2 separate regions of the Homo sapiens genome follow, and region 2 is linked to region 1. Evidence: chromatin contacts called from ENCODE Hi-C or POLR2A ChIA-PET data. All regions are on one chromosome and are shown on one strand. The core of a region is the stretch at or near the end of the contact, and the rest is flanking DNA. Distances in the headings are between cores, read along the strand shown.

Region 1 (2,683 bases), core at 125-2,624:
CTGCAAGATACTGACCTTGGCAATGTCCACCCTCCAAGGAATTCAGCTTTCAGCCCATGCCAGCTCCTCCCAACATTCCCTGGGATCTGCGTTTCTGCCCCACTCTTGACTGTGGAAACAAAAGCTCCACTGGACATATCCAGAAACAACTCATCTTCTTCCTGACTCAAGCAGCACCTCCCCTTCAGGTGCCCCTACTCCTGCTAACTGCCTGCCCAACCTCCCCTTCCTCCAGGCCCACAGTCCTCCTTGACTGCCTCGTCCTCTGGATTCTCCTCCTCAGCTCCCTGGCTCCTTACCCCTCTGGCACATCCAGGCCAGAGCCCACTTGCCTTCCCGGCAGGGGCCCTGCTGCCAGTCACCTTTCTCAGACCTGCTGCACCCCTAGACTCACCTTGCGGCACATCTTCCTGGTTAAAAAACAACAGAACCCAAAACACAAGAGAACTTTCTATCCCTCTCTATTGCCTAGAGAAGAAGGTCTGGCTCTTGGGGCACCTGTCGGGCCTGCAGTCTACCCTCTTCCCACCACTCACACATCCCCTGGGCTCCAGCTACACCAACTTGCCCACCTCTTTGCTCACAGCATCCCCTCGGCTTGGGATTCTTCCACTCTCTGAACTGCCAGACCTGCCCTCTATGTCCTTGCTAATGCCAGCTCTCAACAGTCCTCTTCCCCCAGGTCAGGGCCAAGGATAATGATTAAGACTAAGGCCCCAAAAGCCAGAAAACCTGCATGAACTCAGACTGCTTGGTCATTTTGTGCCTCAGTTTCCCCACTTGTAAATATGTAAAGTTGCTGTCAGGATTAAATGAAGTAATACATCCAAAGCTCCTATAAGAGGGCCAGTCAGATAGTGAGGACTCAACAGATATCGACAGCATAATTATCCCTGAAACTATCCAGACTCTATCTCTGTGGAACTCTGCCAGATCCCTTATCACACTCATCTTTTTCTTAATCCTGTAGTACATATTTGTCGGGATGTCTCAGCCTCTTGGGAGCAGGAACCTCATCTTCAGCATTTCTCTCCCCAACACCATTCGAACAAGCAAGAGGCACTCTATAAATGCTTTGTTGAATAAAATTAAATACCATGTATTTAGATTGAGATCAAAAACTGTTTACTTTATTGGGAAAAGGCCCCACTTCTGAGGGACCTATGACCACAAAACTGGCCTCAACAGGAAATGAAAGAAATCCCATGGCTTTACTAACTTCTTGTGGAATGAGTAGAGAAAACAAAGTAGAATTTTCTGGAATGAGGCACACACATGGAATCTAGCCATACAGGAAGCTGCCCTGGCAGATCATCTTTGTGATTTGAGGAACTCTGCCCAATATGCCCCTAACATAACTCAGCATCAGGGGCCATCTTTCCAAAATGGAGACACCACCTCTGACAGTCACAGCAGAATTCCATCCCTCAGCCACCATTTGAGAAAACCAGCCCAAGAGTCATGAGGGAAGGCATACACCCAGTACTCCAGCAGGACTGAATGGGATTTGGCAAGGGAAAGACTTTGGCTCTCTCTATGTCAGGCCCCAAGGCATCCAGCCTATCACAGGGTAGGAACAAGGACGCCCATCTTTTCCCTAAATAAATGCCATGATCCTTAGGTGGAGCTATGAGCTTAGGTTTTCTCCATGACCCACCATAAGTGTACATTATCCAAAAATGTCTGCAAATGCAGCAAAACCCAATGCAGGCCGTAGAAAAACACGCTGGGGAAGAACAAGAGAGCTGCTTCAGTCTTTAGGAATGAGACCCCAGGGATACCAGCAAACTTTCCCCCCTACCCCAAAAACAAAACCTCAGGCTTAGAGCAAGGCACAGAAGAGTGATGAATATGTTCCAGGCACAGTAATAAGGCCTGAAGAATAAGACTGCCCCCTGCCACACAAAACTGGGTTATTCAAACCCACTCAGCCTTCAAGGCTCAGCTTAGCCCTGCTTCATCCAGAAAACCCCCTCCCTCTCCTCTAAGCTCCTACGGCATCTCAATTAGCACCATCCATCTGACCCTGAAACAGATCTGCCTGCTATTTTTAGTTGACTTTTTCTGTGTGCTAAGTCACTAATTCTGCTCTTCTATGAACTTCTTAAGTTAAGGAAAGACCTCATACTTCATTCTCCCCTTCCAAATTCCAAGCAAAGTCAAGAATCCATCTCAATTCTTATTTATTGGAATAATTCTGAGCAAAACTCAAAAAGGTAGGGACACAGACAAGTCACCCCTATACTCAGGCAGCTGACAGTCCAGCAGGAGGAACAAAGTAGCCTGTCAACTCTCTCCAGCGTGACATGTGCCATGAGAGGTCTGAGAAACAGATCATGTCCAAGTATAGGTACAGTGAAGAGATCAGGAAAGGCTTCTTGAAGAAGGCAACATTCCAGACGACTTAAAGATGGGGCATCACAGTTGGGACAGTGAGTTGGCTGGTTTGATTGGGTGGGTTGGTTAGTTGGTTGGATGGAATGGATGTTTGGATAGTTTGTTGGTTGACTAGATGGTTGGTTGGCCGGGTTGGTTAGGTTGGTTGGTTGGGTGGGTTGGTTGGTTGGGTGGGTGAGATGATTGGATGGGTGGAATGGTTTGTTGGATGAATGGATGGTTGGATGGTTGGTTGGGTTGGTTGGTTGGTTTGGTTGGTCGGTTGGGATGGTTGGTTGGTTGGGTG
Region 2 (2,683 bases), core at 80-2,579, 42 kb before region 1:
TCTTTTCATTGGCTTCCAGTTAGTAACTCTGCCAGTCTCTCTATTCTTCCCTGGGCCTTCTCCATCTTTCTCTTTTGAGACACAGTTTTCTAGAAAACACAGTAGAGTTGGAAAAAGTACAGTGATCAGACAGGTAAGAGGCTTGGGCTGGATTCCTGGTTCACAGGTTCTGGTAAAACCGTTGCCCTCCCTGGCCTTTGTTTCCCTGCCCACCTACAAATGCAGACACTGGGTCAGATGCCCCCAAAGCATCATTCCAACACTGCCATTCTGTCTTTAACCCAGGAGTTCCCAACCCCCAGGCCACAGACTGGCACTGGTCTGTGGCCTGTTAGGAACCAGGCCGCACAGCAGGAGGTGAGCAGCGGACGAGCCAGTGAAGCTGCGTTCTGCCTGCTGTCAGATCAGCAGTGGCATAAGACTCTCGTGGGGGCAGGAACCCTATTGTGAATTGTGCATGCGAGGGATCTAGGTTGCGCGCTCCTTATGAGAATCTAATGATAAATGTAATGCACTTGAATCATACCGAAACCATCCCACCCCCACCTCCAGTCCATGGAAAAATTGTCTTCCACAAAACCAGTCCCTGGTGCCAAAAAGGCTGGGGACCGTGGATTTAACCCACCCCAGATTAGCCAGGGCTGTATGTGCCTGCGTGAGAACCTGCACCCACAGATGATGACAGGGAAAGGTCCTGCGTCTGAATCACCCAGGCCTTTACCAGATAGCTCAGCGCACGCCTTCACTGGCAGAACCCAGGTGACAAACAGGTCTGCATTTCCTGATCAGTCAGACTCCTCCCAGGAGGCTGGCACCTGGCCAGGCTCTTAAACCAAGAGAAGTTTCTTTAAGAGTCGAATTCCTCACAGGTGAAGTGCAGGAAAAAGACATTTATCTAGAGATAGGGAAAATAAATGATCTTGAGGGAATAATACATCCTGCTTTTACCTAAATTACCCAAGTGTTTCAGATGAAAGAGATGTTTCTACCCTAACTTTCTCAAAATAGCCTCACCTGTCCACTGTGACGTGCCCATGGAGCCATGTACAGAGTCTATAATTTGGGGGAGCTCCCTGTCTGCTCCCTCTCAGGGTCAAAAGCTGCAATAGGGGGTAGAAAGGCTGGCCTGGGGCTGCAGGACCATAGGTTCTGCTACCAATGTCCACAGAGGCCTTGGGCAAGCACCTCTCCTTATCTGGGCCTCGAATTCCCCAACTTCAGAGGGGAAGTGGAAGTGAGAGGAGGACTTCCTGGATTCCCCGACTCTCAGATCCGCACCCGCCTCTGAGGGCCGTTCCTGGCCTGTGGCTCTCTCCAGGCCTTCAGGGGGATCAAGAGCTCTTCATCTCTTTCTGTGAGCCAAGCCGGCACAGCCTCTTCTCAAGTGGAAAAACACCAAGTACTGCTGCCCAGCTCCATCCTTCCCGACTGAGGAGAGGCCGGCTGCCGGCCTGATGGAATGAGTCGTAATGAAGCCAGACAGTCCTGCAGAAAAAACACCACCACTGCCAAGATGCCTTTATTTCAGCGTGACTTCCCTGGAGGGTGCGATCCCATCCTCCATCTGCTTTCACAGAACCATTTCCCCACCAGATGTGGTGGGCAACATCTGAGGTGGGGGCCTCCAGGGCCAAGGCAGACCCCGCACACAGGCAGGAAAGTGCAGGGGCTGCCTCTGGGTCCACAGGGCCTGAGCTCCCCAGAGCCGCAGAGCAGATGGCAGCTGATGGCAGGTCATCGTGGTGTTCCTGAAGAAAACAGAAGAGCTTGCCCTTTTTTTTTTTTTTTTTTAAGCTGGATCATGTCTGAAATCCTAGAATTTCAGAGTCAAAAGGGAGTGCTGAGGCCTCACACCCAACCATTCACACATGGCTTTTGAAGGAACATCAATAACACAATCAATCAATGTGAAAACTATATAAGTCAATGAAACCGAGGAGCTGAGGACTGAGAGAGGTTCCTGCCCACGTGACCCAGTGTTTCCCTTTGCTCGTGTGGGGCAGGGGCTCTGTAGGTGTTTGCTATGTTGCTCTCTGTACTCTTCTGTGTTCATCTTTTCTAACTTAAAGCCAAAGGGGAGGTTCCACCGTGAAGCCGTTCATGAACAGAGCCACCCCTTGGTCCCTAGGAGTCTGTGTGGGTGTCCAGCGATGGAAGTCTAAAACTCAGAGCCCTCAGCCTTCCTCCTGGCCTCCCTGGGCCCCCACTGCTCCATGCCTCTTGCAGGGCACAGCAGCACAATGTGACACAGGGGCACCAGGTGCCAGTCTTGGTTCTGCCAGGGATGCCAGATGTGACCCTGAACAACCATCTTTCCCTCTCTGGGCCTCAGTTTCCCCATCTGTACCATGGCAGGCTGAGTTCAATGGCCCTACTCACTTATAGAGCCCTTGAAGATTTACAAAGGACTTTGCATTTTCTTACTGAGTCCAATTTAGGCAAGCCAGAGATGACTATTCCTAGTTCACAAACGGAGAAAGTGATGCTCTGTTTCCACACAACCATAATCCAGGTCCTGACCCGGTCTGGTACCCTCTTCAGCACCCTTCCCCTCTCCCAGGGTGGCTGAGGGGCACAAAGCCAGGCATTCCCCCTCCCAGCCTGGGCACCAACATCTACAGGCTAGACACCCACCCACTTGGCAAGGACAACCTTCTGTAGCCTCTGACCTTCAGGGCCTTGG

What was found. Hi-C counts contacts between places; a loop is a spot of excess contacts on that map. ChIA-PET counts read pairs that join two places held with the same protein, here RNA polymerase II (POLR2A). Pooled maps may share reads with other maps.
Region 2: a loop to region 1 is called in a map of aorta, with 9 times the contacts of the local background. The contact joins two enhancer-like sites. A Hi-C loop is called at or near these places in 7 of 168 maps with a recorded cell type or tissue (aorta, ascending aorta, endothelial cell of hepatic sinusoid and 2 more), 1 of 37 single-sample maps with no recorded cell type and 5 of 50 pooled maps. POLR2A ChIA-PET finds 5 or more read pairs at or near these places in 3 of 52 experiments (IMR-90, WTC11 and activated naive CD8-positive, alpha-beta T cell).

Annotation. Positions count from the first base shown.
Region 1 is chr7:30,802,817-30,805,499 of GRCh38, reverse strand. All of the region lies in intron 5 of MINDY4 (MINDY lysine 48 deubiquitinase 4), which reads right to left. All of the region lies in intron 7 of INMT-MINDY4 (INMT-MINDY4 readthrough (NMD candidate)), which reads right to left. Among named protein-coding and RNA genes, the nearest start is that of MINDY4, 33 kb to the right of the region's middle. Within about 2 kb of position 1,374, at least 3 of the 41 ENCODE cell types and tissues checked have a DNase peak (open chromatin) inside an H3K27ac peak, as active enhancers do; they include ascending aorta, where a contact is called at or near this core.
Region 2 is chr7:30,844,627-30,847,309 of GRCh38, reverse strand. The region is part of intron 9 of MINDY4 (MINDY lysine 48 deubiquitinase 4); the gene reads right to left. The region is part of intron 11 of INMT-MINDY4 (INMT-MINDY4 readthrough (NMD candidate)); the gene reads right to left. Among named protein-coding and RNA genes, the nearest start is that of AQP1, 66 kb to the left of the region's middle. Within about 2 kb of position 1,329, at least 18 of the 41 ENCODE cell types and tissues checked have a DNase peak (open chromatin) inside an H3K27ac peak, as active enhancers do; they include ascending aorta, where a contact is called at or near this core.